Regions from separate parts of the Homo sapiens genome. Here region 1 is linked to region 2. Evidence: chromatin loops called from intact Hi-C (ENCODE). Cell type or tissue: chondrocyte. All regions are shown on one strand. Each heading gives the region's core, and the rest is flanking DNA. Links, peaks and the distances in the headings are about the cores only.

The links. Peaks named below come from ENCODE experiments on the same cell type or tissue, not always from the same donor. Only the 100,000 strongest peaks of a DNase experiment are listed, where the experiment ranks them.
Region 1: it touches region 2 in a loop (2.6-fold over the local background); 8 of 110 quality-filtered maps call a loop at or near these places.

Annotation. Positions count from the first base shown.
Region 1 is chr6:83,212,935-83,229,679 of GRCh38, forward strand. ME1 (malic enzyme 1) reads right to left here. Exons shown (of 14, transcript NM_002395.6): 10 at 15,892-15,997; 11 at 14,401-14,543; 12 at 10,826-10,999; 13 at 3,564-3,662. Among named protein-coding and RNA genes, the nearest start is that of RWDD2A, 28 kb to the left of the region's middle. In chondrocyte, for the core only: a CTCF peak has its summit at 9,149 (motif pointing right); no DNase peak of the experiment used is centred there.
Region 2 is chr6:83,423,031-83,439,775 of GRCh38, forward strand. It overlaps ME1 (malic enzyme 1), which reads right to left and starts at 8,021. Exons shown (of 14, transcript NM_002395.6): 1 at 7,847-8,021. The coding sequence starts at 7,924. RefSeq lists enhancers at 7,235-7,504, 8,125-8,294, 8,237-9,436 and a silencer at 7,725-7,914. In chondrocyte, for the core only: a CTCF peak has its summit at 8,157; DNase peaks (open chromatin) are centred at 7,791 and 8,181.

The DNA of each region.
Region 1 (16,745 bases), core at 4,859-12,858, 210 kb before region 2:
CTCCTCAGTGTCTTCATACATCTTCTCTTTCCCTACTTTCTTTAAATGGATTCTCTTCATCAAAATTAATCACTTCATATATACTATTTAATTCACACCAGTTTTTTTTTTTTTTTGAGATGGAGTCTTACTCTGTCACCCAGGTTGGAGTGCAGTGGCACGATCTCAGCTCACTGCAACCTCTGCCTCCTGGGTTCAAGCGATTCTCTGGCTGGCACAGTGGCTCATGCCTGTAATCCCAGCACTTTGGGAGGCCGAGGCAGGTGGATCACCTGAGGTCAGGAGTTCAAGACCAGCCTGACCAACATGGAGAAACCCCATCTCTACTAAAAATACAAAATTAGCCGGGTGTGGTGGTGCATGCCTGTAACCCTAGCTACTCGGGAGGCTGAGGCAAGAGAATCACTTGAACCCGGGAGGCAGAGGTTGCAGTGAGCCGAGATCACACCATTGTACTCTAGCCTGGGCAACAAGAGCAAAACTCCATCTCAAAAACGAAACAAAACAAAACAAAAAACAACAACAACAAAAAAACAAGCGATTCTCCTGCCTCAGCCTCCCAAGGGTTAACAGGCTCCTGCCACCACACCCGGCTAATTTCTGTACTTTTTTAGAAGAGAAGGGGTTTCGCCATGTTGGCCAGTCTGGTCTCAAACTCCTGACCTGAGGTGATCCACCTGCCTTGGCCTCCCGAAGTGCTGGGATTACAGGTGTGAGCCACCGTGCCCAGCCGAATTCACATCAGTTCTTAAAACAATATTTATATGACTGACTTATTTTGATAAGTCTGATTTCAAAGAATATCAGAATGATTATCTCATCTCAATGTAAAACTATGCATTTATGAACAATTAAGGTTATGAATACTGTGCTGTATTATGAAATGTCTATGAAAAAGCAGGAAACAATATGTATATTTCATAATTATAATAATGTTAGAAAATAAACAAACGAAAGACTCAAAACAAACACAGGAAAAAAAATAATACTTATATTAGAAAAATAGGATATTGGTTATTTTCCTTTTCTCTATTTGTTTTCCAAAGTGCCCATAATATGGTAGTATTACTTTTTAAACAGATTTATTGAGATATAATTCACACAAAATTCAAGCATTTTAAGTGTACAACTAAATTATTTTTGTAAATTTACTGAGCTGTGCAACAATATTACCACATTCAGTTTTAGAATATTTCCATCACCCCAAAAAGATCCCTCATGCCTACTTAAGATGGCTATGTTAATTTTATAATAAAACACATTGTTTCATTACTGACATAGACTATGTGGAAATTCATCTCCTCTTTCTGCTCCCAGTTATACCATAGAAATAATCCCTTCTCCCAATGAAATCTTCACTCTCTCTGTCCTGTCAATGCCAAACTCTCTGACAGAGTGGCTTATATTTTATTGCTTTCCTAATTCTCTGCCTTCTGAACCTCCTGTACATCTTGAAATTTCTTTTGTAAAAGTCTCTGATAACTTGTTAAGTACCAAATAAAAGTCTGCATCTGTTTTTCTCTCCAGGATTTGGCTGTGTTGGTCACAATTTCCACTCCCATTCTGAAATTGTCTCTTTCCTAATTATTGACATGCTGCTCAGTTTGGAGTCTCTTAAAATCCTGACCACTTCTCTTCTTAACTGGCATCTTTCTTCTGTCTTCTAGACAGAATAATAAACTATATTCTATTCTCATTTTTATTTCCTTTCTATACTTGCTTTCTTGGCAACCTCACCCACTCCTAGATATTCACCAGTTACCACATGCAGAAGATGCCCAGGTCTTTTATCTAGCCTCTCTTTAAGTTTCAGTCATTTCTATCTACTTGATAAAATGGTACATTTGAATGTGCCATTGATACCTCAAACTTGCAGTCCACTTACATGATCTCCCTCTCTGAAGTTGGTTCTTTGTTCTAGTTTCTCAATTTCTGTGTATGCACTCTGTATTCTTCCATTATTCTAGGTGTGATATCTGAATCTTTTGGCACTCCCCTGCTGTCCCCTGCTTTTTTTCCCCTCTAATCATAAGCTAACTCTTTTTCATTTAAATCTCCAAAATGAACTTAAAATGATAATATGCTATTCAGTATATTAATAGTTTAAACTACTTAAAAACTAGCAGATACATATTAGTAGAATATATGAACATACTTTTTCATAGATAACCAAGCAGATTATTATGTAAAGGTTTTTAGAGAATTACTTCTTTTTTTAAGAGACTGCCTTCAGTCAACGAGATAAATAATGATATGTGACTCTTAAATGGTGTTGTTTAGATAACTTGCTAATAGCTTAAGCTAGTGATTTTCAATCTGGAGCAATTTGGCCCCCAAGGGGATACTTGACAATGTCTGGAAACAGCTTTGGTTGATACAACTGAGCAGATGCTACTGACATCTAGTGGGCAGAGGCCAGGAATGCTGCTGAAGATTGTACAATGCCTGGGACAGCCGCATGATGGTTATTGACCCAAAATGTCCACAACGCTGAAGTAGAGAAACCCCAATTTAAACATATAACTACTGTCATGGCTAAACTGTGTTCCTCCCACCCCAAATTCAGTGTTGAAGCCCTAACCACTAGTACCTCAGAATGTGAGTGTATTTAGAAATAGGCCTTTAAGGAGATAATTAAGTTAAAATGAGACGGTTAGAATGGTCTATAATCCAATTTGATAGGTGTCCTTAAGAGAAGAGGAAATTTGGACACACAAGCGTGTACACACACAGAGAAAAGGCCATATGGGGACACAGAAAGAGGGCAGCCATCTGCCAGCCAAGGAGAGAGGCCTCAGAGGAAACCAAACCTGCAAACATCTTTATCTTAGACTTCTAGCTCCCAGAATTATGGGAAAATAGTTTTCTGTTGTTTAAGCCACACAGTCTGTGGCTTGAATATTTAAAAACAGTTACTACATAACCGTGGTATGTAGTTATCCCAGCCCAAGAAAACTAATACAATTACACTGCAAAAAAAGTCCACTTATCTTCCAGTTTAGTTACAGAAAATTTCTCTGCCTTTGGGTTCTTCTTGGCTAACTCCTTCAGTAGCTCATCTGCCACCCAAACAGCTTTCAAGTTCTTTGACCTCTTTATTTTGCCTTCCGCCCAGTATTATCAGTTGTGATCTGTCATTTATGATGCCACACATCATAGTGACATGGATATGGAAGGTGGTTCAAGGTCTAAATGTTACTCTAACATATCTGTAATATTTTGGTTAATTATCACTAATGTGATATAGAAAAGAACAACTTTAAAAAGGTGAAATGGGAGAAATCTGGCTGACAGGAAGCCCTAATGAATTATTTAAATTTTAGGAGAAAAAAAGAACGATAGAGAGGGAAATTAATTATTCGGCCCAATACTTCCATTCTTCTCTGAGAAGCAAATGTAGCTCCTAAGCTCTACAGTGTCAGTGTGCCTCATTTCTCTGACTTCTGACATAGTAAGTTGATACAGATATACATTTCAAGGAAGCAGATTTTTAATATTTAAAAATGCATATTTAGCAAGAAAAGGAAGGAAAAATAATGAAGCTTGAACAAGAGTGGTTTTACCTTTTCTGCAATTTTCAGAGAAACATCTCTAATGGTATTCAAAGGAGGATAAAGCCGACCCTCTTCCAAGTGTTTATCTGACACTTGCTGAGCTATAACCTTATGAAAAAAAGAAAGAAAAAAAGTGTTTATACTTCACACGATACAATGTGGTGGGTACGCCAATAACTAAGTGAACGGTTACATATAATGGTCTATACAAAAACCAGTGACATTAATATGATTACCTAATTTCATCCCCACTTCTATCAACAAAGAAATAAGCCCAGAGTGGTGTGGTGGTGGTTGAGATCACATAATTGGTGAAAAAGATGGGAATAGAATCTAGGTTTCCTTTTAGTCCACTTCCTTTTCTATTGTACCATGAAATGCTAGATACTTTCCAATTGATACATTAGGGGAACAAGGGAAAAGAAAAGAAAGAAAGAGGAAGATGATAGAGTAATGAAAATGGATCCTGAAAGCAGAGGAGGACAGCTATCCAAGGCTAAGCATGCCATTACTCCCAGCTCTGAGTCATATTCTTGTGCAGGAGGTAGAGCAAAAGGCTGAGAAAGCTAGTTCAGAGTCTCACTACAAATAGGATTTTAATTTTACACAGACTCTGGATTATCTAAATCACCTAATTAGCCTCAACATTTACTGTCCCCAAACCATTCCCTAGTTCCAAATCAAACAGTGTTAAATTTTGTATTGAACCCTAAGGCAGAGAGGGAGACTCAGTAACCCTGATGTTCTCTCCAGCTCTAAGACTTTGATTAAATTTCTAGATGGGGGCAAATCTAAATCAGCTTATACCTAGGCCTTTGTTCCATGAAAATGTGGATGCAGAGAGGGAGTAGGAAACCTTCCTCTTTTGTAACATTTTAAATAATCAAATACTTATTTTTCAGTATATCTTAATATCTTTTAGATTTTTAAATCATGAAATTATTTCCAAAATATTATTCTTTGCCATCAGCAAACATATATGCACTGAACAAGCATAACACTACGGAGAAGCTTAAGAAAAGTGTTATTGTCCTTGAGAGATGTATAATTTAGTAAGGTAACAGAGTACGGGAAGAAAAAGAGAACGCTGAAAGAGAAGACGGCTTAGGCTAATGGTGAAATGTGGGTGCTAAGAAATCCAGAGGAAGAGCAGTTCTGGAAGGCCTTATAGTGCACAGTGGCTTGAAAGGCAAACCTACAGGAAAGCCTGGAGTTAGACAAACAGAAAGTAGGTAGGCATTTCAGACAAAAAACAGAGTCAGACCAAAGGCAGAGTTGTGTGTGAGCTGGACTCAGCAGGCCCAAGTGTCCTGACCTGGGGGAGCAGAGGGTCTGGGTACAGAAATAAGGACTGGAGCATTATCAATGTCAAAAAAGGAGTTTGGAGTTAAATCCCGTCGGTGACTAAGGACTTCTGACCAGGGACATTTAGGCAGAGGTAAGATGGAAAGGAGAAGGAGGTAAAGTTACTAGTATAACTATTTGTTTGATTAGTATTGCTCTACATATTATACAAAATATTATAACATATAATTGTAGGGTGTTGACCATAATTTTATAATAAACTCATCATTTAACTCATTAATTTCTTGCCTTTGTAACAGGATGTTTGCCCTAGAATTGGTCATCAGGGTCCCAAACTTCAGGACAAAGATACGTTAACTATTCCACACTATCAGGAAGTCACCAAACAAGTGGGGCTTGCCATCTACCTCAGAAAGTAGAATCAGCCCTGCCAACCCCACAAACCACAGCCACCCCCTTCCAGAAGGCTGAGCTAGTGAGAGGCAGGGAAATTTGCTGGAACCATGGTTTGGCCTACTGGGTAATGTAGTGGCTTTTTCCTCCCCTCTTCTTGGTGCATGCTACTCCTTCTTAAAGGCTTATGGTGTCCTCAAGGAAAGACTGGGGGGCATTCTTTTCCCCTCCTCAGCGTGAGCAGTTATAGGTATGTGTACTTAAGCAGAGAAGAGAATGGGAAAGGGAGAGCCAGACAGACAGGGTGGCTGTAAGCTGTATACATTCCCATCAGTGGATCTGGTATGGGTACATGAGTTTCCAAGGTCAAGCGGCCATAGCAGAGGAGGCCTCTGCATCCCTGGGGACCTGAAGAAGTGTAAGGAAGCTAGGCTGAAGCCAGACATCCTACATCAGAGGGCCAGATTTGGACCCTGCCAGAGAGAATTAGTGGAGTTAATAATCGAGTTAATAAAAGAGATGTTTGCCCTTTTCCATGCCCTTCCTTCTTTTCTCCAACGTATTTGAAGAAGTAGTCTTTAACAAAAAGAGGGAGGAGGTTTCTCAGAGTCGAGCCAAACATTTCCCCCCAAATTCCTCAAAGTGCTAGCTTCAGAGAAAGAGTAAAAGAACAGATGGGTTTTCTCTAACTGCTACTGCAGGCCTCTCCTACTGCAGGGAGAGGACATGACATTTGAATTGGATATAACATTTTGAACTGCACAGATGTTTAATTGTTGTTCACTGATGTATTCTCAGCACTCAGAATAATGCCTAGCATATGTTAGGTATTTAATTAAAAGAATATTAAAAGAATGAGTGAACTGAAAGTTATGGGCTCTTACCGAAATGGCACTAAGAGAAACAAGAGGGAGAGCTGGTGGAGAATGATTTAAAACAATGACTGGGGCAAAATAAAACCATTTTATGTTAATTGCTCCACTGAATTGAAACTTTTAAAAAACTTTATTAATTCTTGTTGTTCTGCAAAGGAGATGTGGCAGATTTAAATAATAATTTCTTAGATGTTAAAGCAAAAACTTTTCTGGGTGTCAGGTATTGGTATTTAATTGGATAGAACAAAATGAATAGCACAATGTTAAAAAGATGTCAGAGCATGGTGGTTGAAGGCTCAGGCTCTGGTGTGAGGTAGACCTATGTTTGAATTCTAATTCCATCAATTACTGTCTGTTTTGTATTTGGGCAAATTAATTAACCTTTTTAGACCTCAGTTTTCTCATCAGTAATACAGGACTAATAATACTTCCTAATTCATAAGGATTGAATGAAATAAATGCCAGCAAACAATTTACCACAGACAGTGTCTGTCAGAAAAGTATTCAATTAAACTTAGCTATTTTGTTTTATGTATGTATGTATGTATGTATGTGAAACAGGGTCTCACTCAGATTGCCTACGCTGGAGTGTAGGCAATCTCCCTTAGCTTGGGTGATTCTGCCGCCTCAGACTCCCGAGTAGCTGAGACAACAGCTGTGTGCCATCATGCCCAACTAATTTTTTTTTTTTTTTTTTTGTATTTTTAGCAGAGATAGGGTTTCACCATGTTGGCCAGGCTGGTCTCAAACTCCTGAGCTCAAGCGATCCACCTACCTCAGCTTTCCAAAGTGTTGGGATTACAGACGTGAGCCACTGCATCTGGCCAGCTATTTTGTTTTAAAAAAGAACCAATAGGCAGCCCACATGGCCAAATGGAAGCAAAATAGCTTCTGGTGTCAGATCTGGCTCTACAGTGTATAGATTGTTAGCTATTTGATTTGGGGGCAAGTTCTATAACGAATCAACTTCAAGTTTTTTCAACTATTTATATGACATAATATGTGTATTCCACCTATAAACACCAGGACACTGCTGGCATTCAATTTCATTGTTTCTTCTCTAGGATGTCACACAAATGTCATTTTAAAGAGATTGGAGACAGTCACAGGATAGCTGAGTAAAGAAGAATCATTCTGAATCCTTACTCTCCATGTGTGACTGTCCATGATGATTATCTAAAGGGTCCTCTGAGCAGATATCAGAAAGGAGTGGAGCAAGGCAGATGAGAAGACACCAGCCTGTGATTCAGGAGAAGTGGTGTGAAGATAGGAGGCTGAGATTTGTCTCCCAGGTGTGAACAGGATGTGAGGAGTCTATTCCCAGGATACACTACAGACCACACAGGGCCAGGAGGGCTGATCACCAGAGGTCCAGAAGACTGTCTATAGTGCCAGGAAAGCCAAAAATCTCTTCATGATATAAAAATGTCCAGAAATATTCTTTGAGATTGGTGCTAACCCATGACATTTCTAGTTCCATAAGAGATTCAACTAGTATTTTGACAATAATCCTAACAGTTATTAAATTTGTGGTTGCAAAACAAAATATTCAGAAATATCTCCTATATGTTACTTTTGTTAACTACAAAATATAATCTAGACAAGAAGTACTTTTCTTCTTTTTGGGGCCATCTGGTAGTGAACGTTTGTGGTATTGTATTTATTCCTCTTGCTAAGATACATGACTCATTCTATTTAATCCTATTCAAAAAGTATTTACTAATTTTCTGCTTTGTGCCTAGCATGGTGCTAGATACTACTGAAGTTTTAAAAGAAGTATATGGAAGACTCTCTGTCTTTAAAAAAGATAATCTACAGGCCAGGCGCGGTGGCTCATGCCTATAATCCCAGCACTTTGGGAGGCCGAGTCAGGCTGATCACAAGGTCAAGAGATCGAGACCAGTCTGGCCAACATGGTGAAACCCCGTCTCTACTAAAAATACAAAAATTAGCTGGGCGTATTGGCATTGTGCCTGTAATCCCAGATACTTGGGAGGCTGAGGCAGGAGTATTGCTTGAACCAGGGAGTTGGAGGTTGCAGTGGGCCAAGATCACACCACTACACTCCAGCTTGGCAACAGAGCGAGACTCCGTCTCAAAAAAAAAAGATAATCTACAATTTAGTTATAAAGGCAACACCTAATCTTTTACAATAGGAAGCTCTCAGGAGTGTATCATAACCAGAAATAAAATTAAATGTCAAAGTGTGTAATAAAGACAGTCATGGCTACGGAGAAAGATCAAGATGAGCTAGACTTGTCACAAAAAGATTCCAGGATGTGGTGGTATTTAAGCAGTACCCTAAAGGAGAAGCTTAGATCATTGGAGAATAATTCTCAGGTCTTTCCAGACAGGATAAGAGATAAAGCAGTTACACAGGCATACATATGCATGGTGTGTTTGAAGGCTATGGGATGAGGGAGAATGAAAAGAATGTCAAGCTTCTAAGCTTTGCTGCCTGCTTGGAAAGGGGGTATCACTAATAAAAATGTGAATGCTGACAGTGAGGAAAGATAAGGAAGGCTTTCATAATGTTGTGTTTAAGGACACAGTAGGGCATGTCTGTGGAATTACCCAACAGGCAACTGGAGATATGGAAAAAGATGAGAATAGAGATACACAGATTTGGCCACTACTAGAATGAAGATAATAGAAATGAATGAATGAATGAGATCTTTGAAAGCATAAGAAAAAGAGAAGAAAAAACTGGTAACAAAAAATGAATGCTAGAAAAAAAACTCTTACTTAAAAGGGAGATGAAAAGGAGACAAGGAAAATAATGAGTGGGACATAATTTAGATGATATAAAAAACAGGAATATTGTGTTGAAGCCTAAGAGAAAACCAGTAGAAAGGCCAAGAGATGCAGCCAGAGAGATCACTAGCTATGATAAGAATTAGTGATGTGGTATGTTGACAACACCACATTTTTTTTTTCCTTCAAAGTGTTTTTTGGTAGTGATTATTACTTTTCTTGGAGAGTAAACTGAAAATATTTTTCACGGAATTTGTCACTAGAGGGTGCTAGAGTTATTTAAGAAAGAAAACACTGACTACTGCAGGTAACCAAAACTCTGATGTGCCTATTCTAAAAGACAATGATTACATTTTCCTTAATGCAAAAGCTACTTTTACATGCTCTCTTAGTAATTAGACATCCATTTATGTTTAACAAGATTTTCTGAGTTAAAGAAAACCTGTGACATCAGCTGGCATGCTTTTTAATGCAGTGAAGAAAACGACAGGAGAACATTATTGCTTCCAAGCATCTGTTCTCATAGAATGACACCGGGTGCTAGCCACCAAGATTATGCTCCTTTAGATCACATCAGTAACATAAGAATCTTTGTCTACATTCTTGGGGTTCCTCTTCACAATGGAAAAAATATTTGCAGGATAAAAATATTTGAATATCAATCAAGTTCTTTGGATCAGTTCAGCTGCAAAGGTTTAATCGTAAGAAAAGAAATTCACTCAAGTTTCTCATCCATAAATGGTTACCTGTTCAAATCTGAAACATGATATCAACCTGATGAACATCAACCTGATGATTATCAAAAAGCTCATGATTTTATAAATATATGCCCAATCACCGTATCATCCTGCTGAGGCTTGGGAGGAGGAGGGAAACTGATAGGAACATGCAGCTCATGATATCTCTTGTGCCAGGAATTATCAAAGTCCTTTGTCTCTGACCTAAGAGTTTCATGTCTTCTGTCAATATCTATGAAATTGTGGCTAACTTGTTAGCTTGCAAGTAGAGTAAAATCTCAGATCTTTCACAGTTTCATGACAGTACAAGATTCCCCAGTGGGCCTGCTTTGTGATGTTCTGAGAATCTTTCCTCAAGGCCCAGACAGAGCTCACTTCTCCTATTCTTTTAATGATTTTATAAACAACTAATTTCCTATTTTGATCTAATTTCTGCTTAAATACTAGGGTGGTTTCTGTCTCCTGTACTGAACCCTGAATAATAAACATGTCCACTATACCATATCAGACTTTCACTTTAAACCTTCAAAATGCCATTCATTATTAAGCACTGTTCTCAACAGGGAAATATTTACCACTTAATCATCATTTGGAAACAATTTTGTTTTTGCTTTTTTTTAGGTAACAATCTAGCTCTGTAGCCCAGGATGCAGTGCAGTAGTGCAATCGCAGCTCACTGCAACCTCTGCCTCCTGGATTCAAGCAATTCTCCTGCCTCAGCCTCTTGAGTCAGGGGGGATCACAGGCACACACCACCATGCCCGGCTAATGTTTGTATTTTTAGTAGAGATGAAGTTTCACCATGTTGGCCAAGCTGGCCTCGAACTCCTGGGCTCAAGTGATCTGCCTGCCTCAGCCTCCCAAAGTGCTGGGATTAGGGGCATGAGCCACCACACCCAGCCCTGGAAACAATATTTTTAATTGTCCCATCACTGTCACAGAACTTGATCTGATGTGTGAAGACACAAAAATGTTCCTCTTAAGAAATCAAAAACACAATTTTTCTAATGACTACTGAAGAAGAACCTTTCGTTTGTGAGTCAGTATGAACATGCTACCCACCCCTTATACTCCACTGGGAAGTTCTTCAGACTTTACTTCTTTCAGAGAGTAAGCTGAGATGCTAGATAAATAAAACATTAGACAACCTAGGCTGAGCACACTTGGTATTTTAAACCCTTGGTAAACTTAGAGGATTTTACAATACCTCAGCAGTAGTGAGGAAAATATTATCTGTGATCTGCCTCAATCCACACGCCACAACACCAAGAGCAACTCCAGGGAACACATAGGAATTGTTGCCTTGGCCAGGATATAGGGTCTGTCCATTTGGAAGAGTGACTGGATCAAAAGGACTGCCACTGGCAAAAATTGCACGTCCCTACAACAAAGACACATACAACTCACTTTAAAAAGAAGCAGAATATTTTAAAACAAATGTATCATAACAGAACTACCCCACAGCCTAAATTATAAGTACTTAGAAAGAAGTCTAGTTTTTTATTAACTTGCTAATAAGTCTGGACAAGCTTTTGTGATGTTGTGCAACCAGTTCTGGAATGGGTGATTATTACTATTCTCTGTCTTACTCTTTACTTCCAGGAGGAGCATGCAAAGTACAGGATGCCCTAAGACCATCACTCTATTCTCTGCAGTGGTTCAACCGATAGGCTCATCAACCATTTCTATATAGGCTTCCAATTATAGACATCTGAAGATAAAAAATGATGGGCTAATATTTAAGTATTGAAAATAATGATATTTTAGGTTGGGGTTTAGGAATCGACACATTTCCAAAATAAAAACTGGGAAAATCATATATATTTCTATATTGTAAAGAGTTATGTGGGCTAGGCACAGTGGCTCATGCCTGCAATCCCAGCACTTTGGGAGGCCGAGTGGGGCAGATCACTTGAAGTCAGGAGTTTGAGACCAGCCTGGCCAACATGGTGAAACCCCATTTCTACTAAAAATATAAAAAGTGGCTGGGGAGTGGTGGTGGGTGCCTGTAAGCCCAGCTACTTGAGAGGCTGAGGCAGGAGAATCGCTTGAACTCAGGAGGCAGAGGTTGCAGTGAGCCTAGATCACACCACTGCACTCCAGCCTGGGCGACAAAGCAAGATTCCAGCTCAAAAAAAAAAAAAATAAAAATAATAATAATAATAAATAAATAAAATAAAATAAAATAGTTATGTGGAGAATCACATAGGAAACAAACTCATTGGCAGGAGTAGAATTGGCAAGGAAGAAGAAGATTAAGTTATCAATATTTTTCAACAATTGTCTTCATTTTGCCTAGTATTAATATTTTGTCATAATTGTTTTGAGGAATCTCATGTACTGCTTGCTTTAAAAAGGCATGAACTTGGCTGGGCGCGGTGGCTCACGCCTGTAATCCCAGCACTTTGGGAGGTCGAGGAGGGTGGATGACTTGAGGTCAGGAGTTGGAGACCAGCCTGGCCAACATGGTGAAAGCCCATCTCTACTAAAAATACAAAAATTAGCTGGGTGTGGTGGTGGGCACCTGTAATCCCAGCTACTCAGGAAGCTGAGGCAGGAGAACTGCTTGAAACTGGGAGGCGGAGGTTGCAGTGAGCCGAGATCGTGCCATTCATTGCACTCCAGCCTGGGTGACAGAGCGAGACTCCATCTCAAAAAAAAAAAAAAAAAAAAAAAAAGGCATTAACTAGGGCCTGTTAGGTGCTGCATTTCATATTGCTAATCAAAAGAACATTTGTCTGTGATGGTGAGAGTGGACATCTAGTTGAGAGTATTTAGGCTTCAAAGTAGGAATCAGAAACCCTAAACAAATAAAGCATCACAGTCTAAGAAATCTATTTGAAAAGTCTAAAGCATCAAATCCCCAAGGCATAGTTTAAACGATGACAGAATGGGTTTTAACTTTCATATCTCTTGGATCTAGAGTCTAAATAATGATATTAATATTAACCTATTTTTAGCAAATGTCATAATATACCTTTTAGTTGTTCTTAAAGTTGTATAACAGAAATTCAACCTTCTTTGAGAGACAAAAAGATGAAAATAGATGAGGCAGAAAAACAAATTCTCATCTAGCTGTTTATAAGACACTGTTATGTTTTGCACAGAATTCGGTTTTGTTTTCAGACAAGTCTGATACCTTAAGCTCTTTAGCAGATAAAACATTTTGTTATAAACAACTTTCTAATGTAACTAAATTATTACTTCATATATAAAGGTTTTGGAAAATTATATTTGAGAAAGAGGCCTGTAACATTATATATATATATATATATATATATATATCTCCCCCACTCCTGCACTCCCACTCTTCCTGCCTTTCTATAATCACCATATTTTAAGGAGAAATGTCATTAAATAAATGACAGTACTGTAGCTAGCTAAATATTCTCATATATATATGTTATTAACATGGTGAAGGGAACCTTCCCATACCATTTTTAGATTATATTTTTATGGTTCAATAGTCTTTCTGTATATTGTAACTTAACCTTTCCTATCTTCACCTGTGCCTACAGTAGCAGAAACTCACATCCAGCAACAGGCAGACCTTTCCTTTTTCTCCAATCCTTTAGCCAAACCAGTGTCTAAATTTTCATCCTCAAAATAACTTTCAATGTTTTATGTAGAAAAACATAGAACATTAGGCAAGATGATAAGAAAGAGTTGAGGCATACATTTATATCAGACACATTCAAAGTTTAAAATACAACTACATAAATTTGGCTAATTTTGTTTATGTGTGTTATAGATAAGTCTCTTAACCCTTGAGGCCTGTTGAGATATATTAAGACAAAATAATTAATTAAACACTTGTTTATTATATGCCTAGTAGGTGCAAGGCATGATGCTAAGACTTGGTTGTTGCTGAAAGGACTTTTTTTTCCTTTAAGGATTTAAGGACTACTGAATAATGTGAGGCAAATTCCCCAATCTAGAGATGAGATAAAAATTAAAATCAGTGAGAACACTGATGCCATCCCAAATAAGAGAGATAAACAATGGAGTGGCTCCTTGCCAAAAAGAAAAATCACTAATTCTAGTATTGAGCATTTAAGGATATATGATTAAAATAGAGCCATTAAGTTCCAGTTAATGCAGAGTGACATAGCGTTCATGTTTACCTCTCTAGTTCATTTTGGATTTCTTTCCAAAATAAACATTTTAGATAGATATGACTCAACCTCTATTTTGTTGTAATGATATTTTAAAGTCTTTGAAGGGAAAAAAGGCTCCTTTCAGCATATCAGCCAAATACATATTAGTACAAACATGGTATAAAATAAATCATAGTAAAATGTTGAAGCATTGAGGACTCCTATCCCAGTCTGGCTGGATGTCAAGATAGTTGCCCAAATGTTCCACCCATAGTACCAAAACCCAAACCCAGGATTTAGCAAAGCAAAAATAAGGTTGTGGTTTTACATTGTATGCTTCAGTGTTTGGGAATAGCTAGTTAAAAGCTATTTTAATAAGCCTCTAGAACCAAGCTGCTTCCTTTCTATTTAACTTTTATGTTTAAATCTTAGATATCTATTTCCAAATCACTTGTGGAAAATTATCAGTAAAACATTAAAATATGTATTTTATTTTGTTGAAGAAGAGGATTTATACAACATTCTAGAAAAGGAAATAGTTCTTATCCCTCTGATTTGTGTGCTTTTCTTTCCATTTTGGTTGTATAATTTTTAAACTTAAACAGTAAGCACCTTAGATATCCTAGGCCTCCCTATAATGAATAAAAATTTGATTATTAAAATATCTGTTATAGTTTTACTTTACCTTGGTTATTTTGTAGCACTGCTCTGCAGAACATTCTGCTTTGCTAGTTGGATTACTCAAAGCAAAAATAATAGGCCGTTCATTGAAGGCAGCCATATCTTTGAGAATTTGTTCTGAGAATGCACCACCAATTGCAGCAACTCCTAATGAAGAAATATGAAGCTGGTAATTAACACTATCATTGGTTAATTCACACAAGAAGACCATGCCTCAAATCAATGATATCTATCAGCTCATTTTCTAATAGACCCTAAACAAAATGCTATATAAACTATTTGTATTCAAGTATAGTGACAAAAAGAGGCAAGTTTGTTAATGCCAACAATCCTTACAATCCTTAGGGTCACAAATCTACAAATATCTATTAAAAACTAAAGATAATATTTGGCTTCCATAGTACATTGAGTTAGTTACCAATCACTTGGAAATTTGTATCTAATGTGTAAACTTTCTTTATAAGCAATTCTATGAGTATATTTCAGTCTTGTCAGGCTACAAAGCAATTAAGTTTTATAAACCAACGCTATCACTTAAGACAACCATCTGATTCATCTGCAAAAGTAAAGTACCACCCACTGAAGTAACTTTAACAGAAGAATAAAGCAATTAGCATAATGGAAATGAAAAACAATAAGATTATTGACAGAATATATTTTGTAAAAACAATATTAAACACTTAGTAAAGTTCCTGTCATGGAGTAAGTACTTCTTTTATTGTAGTTATCATCATTATTTTCAACGTTGTCATCTGTTTCACAAGAGCTTGTAGGAATGGAGTATAATACAAGGTAAAAATCAAAATTATATATGCACAAAATAAAGAATAAAGTTTCATAAATTCCTTTGAGTTTTCTAAAACCACTTTAAAGTCTTGCACTGCACATGCATTGTGTAAGTACTGTATTAAGTGCTATAAGGAAAATAAAGATTTGTGAGATGTGATCCCTGTCTTCCAGGAGGGTCTTATCTACTGCAGTATTTCTCAACCTCAGCACTATTGACATTTTAGGCTGGATAATTCCTTGTCGCAGGGGCTGTCCAGTGCACTACAGGATATTTAGTAGAATCATTCCGCTGCCTCTATCTGCTAGATGTCAGTAGCCCCTCCCTTTACTCCCTTCCAACCCCGCTACCCTAGTTAAGACAACTCAAAGCTTCCAGACATTGCCAAATGTTTCCTGCAGGGCAAAAATCCCTCTTATTTGAGAACCACTGTCTATCTGGAGTAATCAAGCCTAGAAAAGTGCTGAACGTGCCAGGTATTAACAGGCTGAGTTAGAGGAGGGGGCCATACGCTTCATCTCAGATCAGTAAGAGAAAGACGACAGGACTAAAGTTAAAAATCTAGGTCTCTACAGGGTACTGTCGCTTGAGCGAACGTGTAGTTTTTTGAATTCAAAAAGGCTAAATTATACCTCAAAAATTGGTAGTAAAAAAAACAATCAGGTCAAAATAAGGGGTAGGGGAGAAGGGAGAGGAGAAAATGCTTACCTATGAGGGCAGTTGGTTTTATTTCTTGAACAATGGCTTCTAGGTTCTTCATTTCTTCATGTTCATGGGCAAACTTCTCTTTCTCTTGTGTTAAGGAAGCACGTCCCTAAGTAAAGCCAGTAAGAAAAAATTAAGAATCTGCCAAACATGTGAGGGTCAATAAATTTCGGTACATATATTACAAATATTTATGCTTAACATTTTTATGTATGATGTGTTACAGCTATTCTTAAAATCTCTTCTTCAATTGTCAGAATGTTATTTCATTCATTCGTTTAACAAATATTTATATGTCAATGTTCTAGGCAATGGAGATGTAACAGTGAACAAAACAAAGTCCTTCATTTAATTGATATTAAAAATCCTAATTTTACAGACATGTGAGAACTAGCATTAACAAATGGCCATGCAAAATATAATTTAAATAATTATATTGTTCGTCACACATTGTGTTTTATAGCAGGTCTCAGAATTTGGAGTTGGCTTCAGCTTTAGCCCTACCAATTTATGCTACTGACTAAGAAAAGAATTTGAAGTCATATTTATGTCATTGTTAGATTTTCTCAGTAAGTATGCATTTTATATGTTTTTGTTTTTAATGTTCTGATTATGAATGCGCCATGTGTTATCTAGTAAACATCTAATTATAATATTCTAGCTGCAAATTTTAAAGATTTGACTACATAATGGATCACTGCCTAATTTTATATGGTACTTGATGACTTACAAGTTGTTTTCACATATTTCATTTGATCCCCTCAACAATTCTGAGAAGCAGGACAAGTATAAGTATAGTCATTTTACATATGCGGAAACATGTTCAGAGGTTTTAAGGGACTTGCTCAAGGCAAGAG
Region 2 (16,745 bases), core at 4,891-12,890:
CCCAAAACCTCCAAACCCAGAAACATTATATTTAAGATTCTGAAAGTGAAAAATAAAATACCATTAAAACATCCAGAGAAAACTGATGTATTACAAACATATATCAACTTGAATGACTGCAGATTTCTCATCAGGAAAAAGAAAGGGCGGGAGGAAGAGAAATGGCTTTTTTTTTTTTAGGTCTTAAAGGGAAAGAACTGTCAACTCATTATTATATAACTATTGAAAATATCCTTCACAAATGAAGATAAAATAGACATTCTCAGAGGAAGAAAAACTAAGACAATTAGTTTCCAGCAAACCTGCTTTAAAAAAATGTTAGAGGACATTCTTTAAATGGAAGAGAAATGATACCCCAAAACAAACACAGAACATGGGGAATGAAACAGAGTAACAGAAATAGTATCTACCTGGATAACTCTAATAGATTATCCTTTCCCTCTTAAACTCTTTAAAATATGTGTGACAGTTAAAAACAAAAGTTAGGGCCAGGCACAGTGGCTCAAATCTGTAATCCCAGCACTTTGGGAGGCTGAGGTAGGCAGACACCTTGAGCTCAGGAGTTTGACACTAGATGGGGTAACATGATGAAATTGTGTTTCTACAAAAAATATGAAAATTAGCCAGGAGTGGTAGCACATGCCTGTAGTCCCAGATGCTCAGGAAGCTAAGGTGGGAGGATTGCTTGAGCCTTGAGGTCAAGGCTGCAGTGAGCCATGTTACCACTGCCCTCCTGCCTGGATGACAAAGCAAGATTCTGTCTCAAAAAAAAATGAAAAATAAATAAAATAAAAATAAATAAAAGTTACAGGCCACACCTATAATACCAGCACTTTGGAAGGCCACAGTGGGAGGATTTCTTGAGCCCAGGAGTTTCAGACCAGTCTGGGGAACATGGCAAAATGCCATCTCTACAAAAAAATACAAAAATTAGCTAGGCATGATGGTGTGCACCTGAAGTTCCAGCTACTCAAGAGGACGGACTGAGTCTGGGAGGTCAAGGCTGCAGTGAGCTGTGATCACGCCATTGCACTCCAGCCTGGATAACAGAGCAAGACCCTGTCTCAAAAAAAAAAAAAAAGGTATAAACATTACATTAAATTACTATTTTAAAAATATTTGTGTAATACATATATAGAGATATAAGAGGATATAATACATATAACTACAACATAAATAGAGGAAGGTAATGAGATCTATATAATGGTAAGATCTCTATATTTCAATTGAAGTGGTGAAATTTTAACTTTAAGTTGACTGTGAAAAGTTCGGTATGTGTATCATAATCACCAGACCAAGTACTAAAAACAAGCTATACAAAGAAATATTGTCAAAAACTCACAGAATAAATCAAAATGGAATAATAAAAATATTTAAGTAATTAAAAATTAGGTTGGAAAGGAGAAATAGAGGAATGAAAAATAAGGGAACAGACACCTATGATATGATAGAAATCTGTTTATCTCTCTGTGTATCAACAATTACATTAAATGTAAATGGCCTAAACACAAAAATCAAAAGACAGAGATTGTCAAAAATTGGCAATGGCTACAAGCAAACCTGACTGATTAGATCATTACTGCTTCTCACCTACATGTTCCTGTCAAAGTCCAGAAAATGTCTACTAAACAAAGCAAGGGAAAGTGCTGTATTATGAAATTTTGCTTCAATTACAGAAGTATATCATTAGTTTGCTAGGGCTGCCACAACAAAGCGTCACACACTGGGTGGCTTAAACATAAATTTATTTTATCAAAGTTCTGAAGGATAGAAGTCCAAAATCAAGGTGTCTGGAGGGCTGATTTTATTCTATGGCTTCTCTCCTGGACTTACTAGATGGCCATCTTAAGACTCTGAATAGACAATTTAAATGTATTTAAATATATTCTAAGCTTAAAGGGCCAATGCCTAATAGTACAATGGAAGTCTTAGAACTCCTTCAGCCTCTGGATCTCTAAGGTTTTATTCTTTTGTTTTGTTTTGCTTTGTTTTGTTTTTCTGAGACAAGGTCTCAATCTGTCATACAGGCTGGAGTGCAGTGGGTGTGATCATGGCTCACTGTGGCCTCCCACCTCAGCCACTCAAGTAGCTGAGACTACAGGTGCACACCACCATGCCCAGCTTTTTGTATTTTTTTTTCTTTTTTGTAAAGATGGGATTTTGCTATGTTTCCCAGTCTGGTCTTGAACTCCTGGGCTCAAGTGATCCTCCTACCTCGGCCTCCCAGGTGGCTCACATCTGGCATTACAGGTGTGAGCCATCACAACTAGCCTGATAACATAATTACTAACATTGGTATGAATACTGTATTAGTCTGTTCTCATGCTACTAATAAAGACATATCCAAGACTGGGAAATTTATAAAGAAAGATGCTTAATTGACTCACAGTTCAGCATGGCTGGGTAGGCCTCAGGAAACATACAATCATGGCGGGAGGGGAAACAAACACATCCTTCTTCACATGGCGGCAGGAAAAAGAATGAGCAAAAGGGGGGAAAGCCCCTTATAAAACCATCAGATCTCGTGAGAACTCACTCACTACCAGGAGAACAGCAGCATGGGGGTAACCACCCCCATCATTCAATTACCTCCCACTGGGTCCCTCCCACAACACATGGGGATTATGGGAACTACAATTCAAGATGAGATTTGGGTAGGAACACAGACAAACCATATCAAACACACAAGTATTTTTGCCGATGTTCTTACTCAACCATTACCTGATTATTGAAAAAATAATACCAGTGTTTTTAAATCCAGGGTCTGTATATTAGTAGAAAAGCTCTAGCAGTTATATTCTCATGTTTTTAGAGAACATTATTCATTATTATATTACCTGACTTCCTACTATGGTTTCAATCTGTCCCCAAAAGTCCATGTGTTGTTAATCCCCAATGCAACTGTGTTAAGAGGTGGGATTTTTATGAGGTGACTAGTATTGTTAATGCAGGAGTGGGTTCGTTATTGCAAGCAAGAGTGGGTTCCTTTATAAAAGCAAGTTCAGCCCTCTCTTGCTCCTTCTCACCCTCTACCATCTTGCCTTCCGCCATGGGATGATGTAGCAAGGAGGACCTTCCCAGATGCTATATCACACAGCTAATTGGGAGGCTTGGGACTTGGGCTCATTTCTTCTAGGCACAAAGTTTTAGAATGTCCATTCCTTTACATCACATTCTCCCCTACCTGTCCAAAAGTTAGAGGGAAATCAGAGCTGAAAAAGGCAAAATCTCAAATCCATTCCTTTCTTCAATATTTTTTATACTCCATATCACCTGTCTCAAGAGTTACCATATCAAACTCACCTTTCTTATTACAGCACACATTTTGTTATTGTGATATTCTATACTACTACTGTTGTTTCCACTGCAGCAAGGTAACAAACATATACAGAGGTACCTGGCTGTATATGACTTTCACATAAGTGGGATTCTATGTTAAATAATAAATCAGTTTCTCACGTTGCAGAGGCAACTCTAGAGAATGTGGTTGGATGAAATTTTCTGAATAATTCATTCAGGTCTAGTTTACATTGAAGAAAAAGAGGTTTAGGGTACTTTTCCTTCATTGCCATGAATCTTATTTCTCTCTCTTTCTTACAACACACCCAACTAGGTCTTGTCATGCCAGGAAACAAACAGCTACAAAAGCTGATTTTTTAGATGTAAAAGTTAGTAATGATGACCCAAATTAACTTCGATAAAACACTATCTTCTACTGGAACGTAACTCTTAAACATGACTTATACTGAACCAAACTGCCTAAAATATGGAAGAGTGGTGTTGTTTGGAGATTTACTTATGGGTCATGTTATTATTTACTCTTAAGATATAGAAACCATGTAAGCACAATTATGATAGAACTATCAATTAGTGTTTTCTACCATTGCAAAGGGAAATAAACTAATTGAGAATAAAAAATAGGCATGATTATTTTATTATGTGTAGAATTTTAATTTTGAAGGGCAATTTATGAAATATTATTAGTCACATGAAAATTATTGAGAAAAAAATTTAAAACACAACTCATCTATATTAGACCATATCCCTGAAAATAAAAAACATTAAACATTAAATTAGACACATTTATATAAAACCGGCAAAGATAAGCATCTCAAAAATAGTTAGGGCTATGCACAGAAAAATATTAAATCTCATAAACATGAGGCAGATTTACTTCCCCAATTGTTTTGATGAAATCCTACCTTGAATGATGCATATTTTAATACAAACAAATAGTAAGGCTTAGACTCATACATGAATCATAACAAATGAAGATCCTAATTCTCTTAAGTTTTTTGAAAATTTTTGAATTCATACCATATCTACTGTTAACTTTGATTTTACCAAGATGAAGCACCTCCCTTAGGTTATCCAGCAAGTAATTAAAATTTCATGAGATTATCAAGCTTAAACCACATTTCAACTTTTCTGACTACATTTCAGCATACTATATAATGGCATAGGAAGTGAACTAAACTTTAGACTTCAATGTGAATTTATTTTCACAAAATTACTTTAAAGAGGACAATGCCTAAACTATCACTTTAAAAGCTGAGTTCTGTTTAAAGACAAAAATAAAGACATGGCTCATTCATTAAGTAAACATTTATTTAATGTCTACTGAGCAAAATACTGTACTAAATATTGTGACTCCTGCCCTATGACAATCAAAGAAATAAGAAAAAAAAATACAACTTATGGCCGGGTGCAGTAGCTCACGCCTGTAATCCCAACACTTTTGGGAGGCCGAGGCGGGCAGATCACTTAAGGTCAGGAGTTTGAGACCAGCGTGGCCAACATGACCAAACCCTGTCTCTATTAAAATATAGAAATTAGCTGGGCATAGTGGCACATGCCTGTAATCTCAGCTACTCAGGAGGCTGAGGCACAAGAGTCACTTGAACCCAGGAGGTAGAGTTTGCAGTGAACCTAGATCACACCACTGCACTCCAGCCTGGGCAACAGAACAAGGCTCTGTCTCAAAAAAAAAAAAAGGAAAATAAAAAGACAAGTTAGTAAATACAAAATTATATAGTACAACTGAATACATAAAAACAGAGGTGTTAAATAATAAGACTAACATAACTAAGAAATGCTTCCCTAGAAAGATCATTATTAAATCAACTAAGACATTTTCATAGTAGAAATTACACACAAAAAGGAAAGAATTAAGAGATTCAGCAAATATATTTTAAGTGGAAGCCTACATTGGGGAACGAATAAGATAAATTTGGAGAAGACTGTAAACCCAATTGACAGACTGATTTTACATTAAACATAATAGGAAATAATAACATACTATAAATGCTTGGATAATAGAAAAGTGAAGAAAATGTTAATTAATGAAGGTGTCTCTTTCATATATATATGTAGAATGAACTATATCAATGGAAATAAAACCAGCAAAACTGTTGTTGCAGCTACCCAAAGGTAAATGATGAAGTTCTGTGTTAGTGTGGTTGAAGAAGACATGTGACAGGCTGGGTTGTTGAGGGAAGTAAAATCTACTCTTGTCTCTTTGGAGCCAAGGTTATTACAAAATAATAAGAATAAAAATAAGCCAAAACATTCCTGAGCTACTAGCAAAATTAAAGGCCTAGAGGTCTTGAATGTATGACAGATGAAGAAAGTCCCATAGCTGTAGTTTCAATGGTACATAGGAAACTCTGTTACTCCCATAAGGTACCAGATAACCATCCTAGAACTGAGTAAAAGATTATTCCATCGATTGCCTCCAAGTTGGTACACTGGATTGTGGATCCAATTTGACATAATGCAGATAAAAAGTTCAAGTATTACAAATTTGAAAATGTGCTTTTAACATATTAATGTTACATCTTATCTTTGATAGAAGATCTTTGTGATACTATTATTCTGAAGTAGGAATTAATCCTTAATTCCTAGTAACCTTGTGAACAGGAGTCACAAGGATTGTTATATCATAAATTCTTGGCTGGGCGCGGTGGCTCATGCCTGTAATCCCAGCACTTTGGGAGGCTGAGGCGGGTGGATCACGAAGCCAGGAGATCGAGACAATCCTGACTAACACGGTGAAACCCAGTCTGTACTAAAAGTACAAAAAATTTGCCGGGCATGGTGGCGGGCGCTTGTAGTCTCAGCTACTCGGGAGGCTGAGGCAGGAGAATGGCGTGAACCCAGGAGGTGGAGCTTGCAGTGAGCGGAGATCGCGCCACTGCACTCCAACCTGGGCGACAGAGCGCGACTCCGTCTCAAATAATAATAATAATAATAATAAATTCTTGATGTAAGCATAGTAAAGGCAATAATTACTCTTGCTCAGGGATTGCTCATGCCATCTACATACTCTTAATAGACACTCTTGCCCCCAACTTGAGGAAAATCAAACAGGTTATACAACTCATGTGGTCCTTCTTAAGTGTCAACCCACAACTTGGTCATAAATTACAGTAGGCAGGTGACACATACAAGTCACAAATAGTTTTGTCACATCAAATTTTACTTTTGTTCTACTGAAAATAGGTGGCAAACCTGCAGAATAATAAAAGAAAAGAAAAAACAATCAAACTAGCAATTAAATTTATTTTAAAGAAAGAAATAAGTTGGAATTATTTACAATTTAATAATGCTACATGACGGCAGATAGCACACAGTCATAGATTTGTAAAAGGTGCCTGTCACCACACACACAAAAAAAATCACTCACACTGACTATAACTTGTTAAATAAATCATGTCTTTAAGTCATTAATATGATCAACAAATCATCAGGAACACGACAAGGAAAAAGCTGAGCTTCTGTTCTTAATGTGAAATGCAGTCCACCAAAGAGACAACCAAAATAACTAAACAAACCTCTGTGCTGACTGATGGCATTTTCAGACTCCTGAATAAATAGGAAATGTCCAAAGCGCACGCACACACACACACAAAAGGAACAATCCCGAGACAAACCTGGCTGTAAAATAAGTGTGGAAGCAAAATGATAAATTCGGAGGTATTTTTTATTTGAGAGACATCCCGAGTGCTTATATTGCATCACCAGTGAAGGAAAATGAAATGTTACCAGGATCCGAAAAGGAGTCTCTGAACAGGGTGTACACTGAATTCCCCTTTAATAAAAAGAGAGCAGCTCTAAACAAAATTTTTTTTTAACTTCCAGAAAGCCAAATTAAAAACAAAACAAAACAAAACAAAACAAAAGAAAGAAAGAAAAGAAATGGCTTTACCCACAGTCCCATGTCTGGGACAGAGTTCTTCTACCAAGCCATGCAAAGTGTCCAAGACAGAGGCCACCCACCACGCATTCCCAGACTCTTAACCGTGTCACTCCAGAAACCGAGAGGACTTGGATTTCCAGATTGCTAACGTGATCTGAAGGCACTCAGTACACGTTTCTGTCTGGGCAGGACCAGTTGAGCCACTTCTCGCCTTATCAACTTCCAATAATTGCCACACTGTGTGTGCAACCAGTAAGTGAGTGGCACATGGAGTCTGACCTGGCACTCCATTCACACACTTTGTCTGATACTACTTTCATTGTCTGGGCTCTTGTTTTTGGAGAAGAGCTGCCGAAAAGTATCACCTTTTCCTCTATCACTAACCTTTACCTTTACCTCTATCCCTAACATGGGATGCCGAGGTGCAGAGGCACCAGCACTGCCCTGCCATCACTCTAGTGGATACGGACCCGATTAGGCGTCCTTCTTCCTTCTGCCCACACCAAGGCCCCCCAGGCCGCGGCCGCTCACCGGGAACCTTCCCAGGGGAGCGGCGGAGGGGCGAGGCCATGGTGCGGGGACCTGCAAGAGGGCCCTGACCCTGATAGAGAGGGGCCGATGGGCGGCCAGGTGGGCCTGCGGGTTTACCTTGTTGAGGTGAGGGTTCCGTGTCAGCAGGTAGCCGCGCTGATGGGTGTGGCGGCGACGGGGGGCTTCGGGCTCCATGGCTGGCGCCGGGTTCGGCGGCGGGGTCAGGCCGGGGCGGGCCGCACGCGCGGTGCAGGCGGCGGATGCTGCTGGGGTGACGGTGCTGACTGCAGCTGTGGCGGCGGCGGCCGCACTGGGAAAGGCCCAGCGGCTGGGGGCGGGCGTGGGTGGCGAGAGGGGGTGGACGCGTCGGGAGGGGCCCGAGCGAAGCCGGTGTCCCCAGCAGGGCAGCCTGCGAGAAGCGCTGAGTCATGGCAGGAGATCATCCGAGCCGGCGTGTGAGGAGGAGGAGGAAGAGCGAGTCCTGGCAGCGCTGCTGGTGGCGGAGCGGGGGTGGCGGCCGGAGCCCTTGGCTCCATAGGGCCTCTGCCCACCATGGGCTTATGATCACCGCTGTGGTCGCCTCTCTCCATGTGGGCATGCCTAAACGCAGTGCACTGGGTGGCTCTGCTGACCCCAGAGACCCAGGGCGGGGGCAGGGAGCGGGGAGCGTCAGGCCAGGATCCCCCTGCCCGGGAAGGCTGGAGAAAGTGCGAGAAGATGCCAGAAGGTGCGAACCTGAGCGGTTCAGGCAGAGCCGGCGGTCGCTCAGACACCTAGGGGGATTACAGGACGGAAGGACTCGTGAGGGGTCCCCAGAACTGTTGACAGAACACCTCGACAGGCTGAGGAGAATCAGACTCGTCTCTCCTGTCTTGTTAGCGTCTTGGAAGCCCTCTTTCTACAGATCCACAACCTTCGCCGTGCCATCCAGGATGCCGGCCATGCCCGGGGCCCTGAGGCCGGAGGGAACCAACCTTGACCCAGAATGCCGAGGCCCAAGGGAACTGGGAGGAAGCCCAGAGAGGAGAGCTCAGGCGCCACACCTGTCAGTTTCTACAGATTTTCCACCGGAATTGTATTTGAATGTCAATAAGATAAGAGTCAAGGTGTTAGGGTGCAAAGGCCCAATGAACAGTCCTGTTTATCTTGTATATTATTTCTCTGGGAGTTCTAGAAACCTGATGTTCAAGAACCACTGCTCTCTCTGAATAATGATGAGTAAGCAGTCTTTCAGGCCTTCCTCCCAACCTCAGGTGATCCGCCCGCCTCCGCCTTCCAAAGTGCTGGGATTATAGGTGTGAGCCACCGCGCCGGGCCATTTTTTTATTGTTTTATTGATATTTATGCTTGGAGGTTCATGGACTGGAGGAATAGTCAGATCATAGCCAAAAGGAGTGCCTGTCTGATAAAAATAAATTAATAGCAACAGACACTAAAGCCTTCTGTGCCCCAGTTTCCTTTTCAGTTAAATAGGATTGCTAGTTTCTGTCCCATTTGTCTCTGCATACTGATATTACAAAGGATAGTGTTTGAGATTATTTGCTGATTTTATATCTCCATATACTAGACACACATCCAATCACAGTGTTTTCATTTCTAGTTATGTTAACTTTGCCTTATCAGAAAGATTTCTTACAGTAATTGTATTTTGTCCGTATTTACATTTAGAAGCTTCTTTGACCTCGCCTGAATTATCTAGAATTCGTTGTTTTTATAGAGAATATTTTCTAGGCATCACAAAGTTCTTTTTGAAAAAAATCCTTGAAGTTAAATGACACCTTTCATTGTTAATTCTATACTCCATAAATACTCAATCCTACAACATCTAAGAAAAAGGTGTACTTTACACAACTCACTCTCCTGAATTAACTGAGACACATTACAGTTAGGGTGTTTTATGTGAGAGGAAACAGTTTAACAGCTGGCATGGGAGCCAATTCAAGCTGCTTAAGAAGAAACAAAAATGTTAGTACAACAGACCCTTATTATAATAAAGTACTTATTACATGAATTTAGATATACTACCTACCTGTTCCTGTTTCTGAGATTTAATATCTACAGATAGGAAAAGTGTTATAAGTACAGGGAGTAACCCACAAAGAGTATATGGCCTCTCCCTCAAAGGCAACATTACAAGGGGATTACAATATCCTGCCAGTAGTAGGTAAAGTTCACATCTTTCATCTGTATGTTTATTTTAATTATTAAAATAACCGCCGTCATCTTGAATGAAACAGGATAAGGCCTAGCTGAAGAAGCCATTTAGTACATTCATATGTAGTTCCAAGAATACTAGAAAGAACCTATTTTTCTACATAAATGTTAGCTAGAATATCAAAATTTTCAGTCTTTTTTAAATAATAATCTCATAAGGTTAGGTTTTATTTCCAAAAACGTAGGAAAACAGATGCAGAGAAAAAAACTGCTTTAATTTGCCTTGTAACAAACTGTGGTTGCACTGTCACTCTGAAAGCAATTGGTAATGTTAAGAATGGGTATCATTCACAAATTAAGAGACTAAAACATAGATTTCTGTTATACACAGGTGAGAATGCCATCAGTCAAAATCAGATTTTTCTTTCCCAAGTTATAGTTTAGCACACAAAGAGCTTTTACAACATAAAATATGATTGTAATAGATACTCTGATGTAATGTCAGTTGAGATTGCAAGTATAGAAAATTCAGGAAATAACTCTTAGTACATACAGCAATTCTAATATTTTACTTTCATGAGATAAAAAAGATTAATAGAAAAAATACATATCTAGGTGAGGATTTATAATATTAACTAAATGATTCTGTATTTCTTCACACAAAAAGCACACTACTACTATGTCTTCAAAATCTAGTGTGCATTTTATAACACATCTCAATTTAGACACCAAATTTTTATCAGAAATTTGATCTGTATTTCAATTTTATAAAACTTACATTTGCAATAGTAGACTCTCATACCTAACTTGTTGCAAATATACCTTAAAGTTTTCCAATGACTAAATTGAGTATCTGTTTTATATTTAAATTAAAATCAAATACAATTTAAACTGAGTATCTCATTTGCACTGGCCACATTTCAAATGCTTAGTAACATGCCAGTGACCATCGAATTAGAGAGCACAAGTCTAATCCAATGCATTTGGGCCCTTAATTAAATGTTTTAAATAAATAAAGATCAAATATACATACCTGTGTTATTGTAATGTTCATACAGATGTTGTTACATGAATCGCAGAGTAACTCAAGTTATACTACCTTATTAGTTTCACATATATAGCTATTTATAACCGTAAATGCATGCAACATACTGATTTTCTTTACAAAGCACTGATTCTTTTCCTTCTTCTCAGATAGTCAACCCAGTTGTTTCATTCCTCAAACCATTTTGTTAAAAGTTCACATCCCAGTTGATAACATGGCATATGGAATAAAATTCTAAATTAGTAAAACTGCATTTAAATAAACCTTCTGAAATTCAGATGTCCACATAACTATTGTACTTCAAGACAGCAAACTGCTGGAGAAATTTTGCACATACTCTCAACATTGCTGCCATTATTTTCCCCCCAACAGAGTCTCACGCTGTTGCCCAGGCTGGAGTGCAGTGGCGTAATCTTGGCTCACTGCGACCTCCGCCTCCTAGGTTCAAGTGATTCCCCTGCCTCAGCCTCCCTAGTAGCTGGGGTTACAGGAATGCACCACACATCTGGCTAATTTTTGTATTTTTAGTAGAGACAGGGTTTCACCATGTTGGCAAGGCTGATCTCAAATTTCTGACCTCAAGTGATCTGCCCGCCTCAGCCTCCCAAAGTGCTGGGATTACAGGCGTGAGCCACAGCATCTGGCCAGCTGCCATTATTTGAAATGTTTCTCAGTTCCTCTTTTGGAATTATTTCTTATTTACTCTGGGTAAACACTATACCACATTCTTTTAAGAGCATTTTATTAGTTTCAGGCCAGGCATTGTGGCTCACACCTGTAATCTCAGCATTCGGGGAGGTCAAGGCAGGAGGATCACTTGAAGCCAGGAGTTCAAGACCAGCCTGGGCAACAAAGTGAGACCCTGTCTCTACAAAAAACTTGAAAAAAAAAAAAATTATCCCGGTGCGGTGGCATGCACCTATAGTCCCAGCTATTCAGGAGGCTGAAGCAGAAGAATTGCTTGAGCCCAGGAGGTCAAGCCTACAGTGAGCCACGATTGTGCCACTGTACTCCAGCCTAAGCAACAGAGCAAGGCTCTGTCTCAAAAAAAAAAAAAAAAGATTATATTAGTTTTACGTCCACAGGTACCAGGGATTAGAACTTCAAAATATCTTTTCAGGGGACACAGTTCAATCCATAACAAGAATGAAGTCTAGAATCAGACTGACTGGGTTTGAATCTTTCCAGCCCTGTGTCTTTGAAAATCTTATTACCTCGGGGCCTCAGCTTCCTCATCAGAAAAATGAGGATATTAAAAGTACCTGCCTTTTAAAGTTGTTATGGGGATTAAAAGAGGTGATTTTTGTGTATTTATTCAATAAATATTTACAGATTAACCTACTATGTGTCAGCCCCTGATATACGCCCTGGAAGATTTATAGTGAATAATACAAATTCTCTGTCATCTAGAAATTACATCCTACTGAGATAATAAACAAGCTATACTATGTCATATCATATAATACAGATAGACATGTAAAGCACTTAGAACAGTGCCTGTCCCATAGTAAGCATTCAACAAATGTTATTCCTTTCCTTCCAGATCTGGTTCATCTTATGAAGCCATTCCCCATTCCCTCACATTATTTCCCCCTTAATTTATTCAAAATGTTTCTTGAACACTTCCTCTATGCCAAGCCTTAGACTAGGCACTGGTATGCAAACATAAGCTTATGGGGAGAAACAGCCAATACACAAGTAAAGAAGTAGGTAATTATGAAATCCGAACTGTAAAAGAAATGAGTGTGCACTTCAGCAATTAGCAACATGAAGACTGATATTTTTGAATATTCATAATGTTTTAAATTGTATTTTTATTGGTATTTGGGATGTCTTGTGTTTAAGTACTTGAAAATCTCTCTGAATGGTAGAAGTATTCTTTCAAATGTAAATAAAAGATAGCTTCAGTAACACTTCGCTTCTATGTTCATAATAAATTTGCCCCCACTGGGGATATTCCCAGAAATACTTCAATTTTGAAGGGGGAAAATACTCATTTAGACAGATAATAGCTGGTGTACTTGTCAACAAGGCATTAAAGTTAGTAATCTAGAATATAGACTTTGGACTAAGAGTTCCTGGGCTCCTGTTCCAATTTTGCCAACTTTGTCAAGTTACTTACCTCCCTTTGTCTCCTCCAATGATTTATCCTCATCATAGTAAGCCCTACATGGGTATTTGTCAAATGAAAACAAAGACAAAAATAAATCAGGTGCATTTCTCTGTATACTTACTTACATCTTTTAAAAAGAAAACGCTATCAATCACTAAAAGAAATTCAAATATTGACCAGGCACGGTGGCTCATGCCTGTAATCCCAGCACTTTGGGAGGCCGAGGTGGCAGATCACCTCATGTCAGGAGTTCAAGACCAGCCTGATCAACATGGAGAAACCCTGTTTCTACTAAAAATACAAAAATTAGCTGGGCATGATGGCACTCTCCTGTAATCACAGCTACTCGGGAAGCTGAGGCAGGAGAATCGCTGAACCTGGTAGGCGGAGATTGCAGTGAGCCAGGATTGCACCGCTGCACTCCAGCCTAGGCAACAGAGCAAGACACCATCTCAAAAAAAAAGAAAAAAAAGAAAAAAGAAAATAAAGAAAGAAATTAAAATATTCTAAGAATATAAATTTTACTTACAATTTTAGCAATTACAGGTTTTGGCTTTAGAAAGTAGAATTAAGTGACTAGACAAGGTTAAGTATTAATCTTGTAGAATTAATTAATATTGTATTGGATTTTTCTGTTTGTGTTTTTTACTCTCATATAACAAAGTAAAAATTTTCTGAAACTGCTTGTTTCTAATTTTCATGTTTTCCCAGCTATCACCACAGTATACCTTCTACAAAACATCATTTCTCTATCTAGGTCAGGGGTCAGCTATCTATGTATGTCATGCTAAAGCTTGCCACTAGTGCCTGTGCCAGTCCAAACCTGTTCTCTAGGTTGAAAATGGTAGAGCTGTTCAGATTCTACAAGAAGAAAGGAAATTATGTCACTCCCAAATTAGGAAAAGCTTATGGGATATTTCAGCTATTTATCAGTATGTAACACATTACTGCAACATTTAATAGCTTAAAACAGTAACAATCATTACATTATCTCTCATGGTTTCTGTGCATTTGGAATTTGAGAAGGTCTTAGATTGTTAGTTCTGGCCCAGGGTTTCTCATGTCGTTGCAGTTAAACAGTGGCTGGTAAAAGGGGGTGAGGGGTGGCCATGCATGCTCTCTCTGTCTCTCTCTCTCTCTCTTATCTCCACCCTCATCTCTATTTCTATCTCTCAAGTAGTCTCAGGCTCTCTACATATATGATCTTTTATTATGGGCCAGTTTGAGTTCTTCACAGCATGGCAGCCTCAGGACAGTCAAAGTGCTTACCGGGAGCTCGAAGGCTTTCAGAGCAACCATTCCAGGGAAAAGGACAGAATGTGCCTTTCCTTTGGGTGACCTAGCCTTAGAGGTCACATATTGTCACTTTTTTCTTACTCTCTTGATCCAAACAGTCATAAAAGCCTGTCCCAATTGGAGGAGTGTCAAAGTTACGTGTAAGAAGAGCTTGTATGATAGGATAAATGTTGCAGCCATTTGGAAAATACAGTCACACACATGGATGTATAAAGAAACCTGTTTAACTGTTTGTTCCCAACACTTTTTTATGTCACTTTTTTAACTCATCTGAAATAAGGAGAGGGTGGTGCACTTGATACGGACAAATTCTTGACACCAATATAAAATGTGCATAAATAAATAAGTTGAGAAAAACTTAGCCGGGCATGGTGGCTCACACCTGTAATCCCAGCATTTTGGGAGGCAGAGGCGGGCAGATCGCCTGAGCTCAGGAGTTTGCTACCAGCCTGGGCAACATGGTGAAACCCCATCTCTACTAAAATACAAAAAATTAGCCAGGTGTGGCGGCGGGCGCCTGTAGTCCCAGCTACTCGGGAGGCTGAGGCAGGAGAATTGCATGAACCCGGGAGGCGGAGGTTGCAGTGAGCCAAGACCATGCCACTGCACTCCAGCCTGGGTGGCAGAACGAGACTCTGTCTCAAAAAAAAAAAAAAAAAAGAATACCATATTAAAAATAATACTGGACACTGAATATTGAATGGATGGAGAATTTTCTTTATAGAGAGACAGTGTGTTGCAATGTTGCCCAGGCTGGACTTGAACTTCTGGCTTTAAGCGATCCTCCTACCTTAGCCTCCCAAAGTGCTGGGCCACCACAAGTGGCCTGAAAATTTTTTCAATTTGGAAAAATCTGCTTCCAAACTGTTGATGGTTTGTTTCCTTTTGTAGTTCTGTAATGTTTGAAGTTTTCAAAAAAAAAAAAAAAAAAAAGGTATCTATTACTTTTACATTCAGGAAAAAAAAAAAAGATCACTTAACAGTTGGAACATACCCCAGGGGAGGATATAATGAAAGCAATATATTATAAAACTTTAGGAATCACACTATTTTTTCTTTTGTTCCAAAGTTAATTTGAGATGATGATCTGGCATCATACTTTACTACCTTCCTGCAGTGTGGATACCTTAAAATCTCTGACTGCTTGCCAGTAGGCACTGAAGCCAGCCACATAATGCAACTCTGAATTAGGGAGGGTAAGTTTCAGAATACCTTATTCCACCTGTGTGGATCCACCCTGCTATCCTTACTTTGAAAAAGCCAGACTAAAAATAAACCAAAATGATCTTAAAAATTAAAAAGTAAAATTTTTAAAAACTTTATAGAAAGTTTAACTTTTTTTGTAACAATATAGATTGAATTTATTTAACCCAGACCTACCTAAAGAACAGATTGTCATATAACTTATTTAATAAATAATTGACTTTCAAATACAACATGATGCTAATAGTAATTCGCTAGGCAACAGTATTACGTGGCTTTTTACTTCTCAGTATTTTTCTACATATTTTGAGAAATTTGATGCTAGAGTTAGAGAAAATAAACATTTAATATTTATTTTTGAGTAAAGTTTTACAAACACAAAAATATAGTGGTTCAAAAACTATTAAAACTTCTCTTTGGAATGCCTAGCTAATTCTTGCTTTAAAATTGGCATTAGTTTCTGGTACCGTGTTAAATTATTTGGCTTCTTATCTCAAACAGATATATTTTTTTAAATGAATAAAAAAAATCACACAGACAAAAGAGCCTTATCAAATTGCTTCATTTAATTTGAATAATCTAGACAGAATATTCTTTGTTTTGGAGATCAGGTCAAAACACAAACTTTTTTAATTTGTTAACTTTGTTAACCACTCTAACTAGTGGTTAACATCCAATGACCTGCCAGAAAAAGAATGAAGCCAGCGTTAAGCACAAACTATCAATCTGTAATGTCACCAGACACTTGGCATTTCTAATCTAGTTCTAAGCTGAAGCTCCTAATTTAATGACAAAGCTCCACATTTTCTGGTTCTTGGAAGAGGGAGAATGTGTGCATGAAAGGTTGTACTCAGGAGAGTTATACAAGAGATTCATTCATGATAGAGGGAGAGACCTGAATGAAAGCACGTAGGCCAGAGGAAATTTAGAGTGTTAAAATGCATTTTGAAGACATGGTCCAATTCCTGAAGAGAAACTGGGGAATCTTTGGGCAGGAGGGAAAAAAATCATGTGGATTTGGAAGGAAAGTTATTAAGTCACTTTGGGGTTTTGACAATATCCAAGGTTTTTGTACTTGTTATCCACACAAATCCATTCAAGACTTCCAAATAAGAGTGGAACTTAGATATATAATCATGTCGTCTGCAAACTGGGACAATTTGACTTCCTCTTTTCCTAATTGAATACCCTTTATTTCCTTCTCC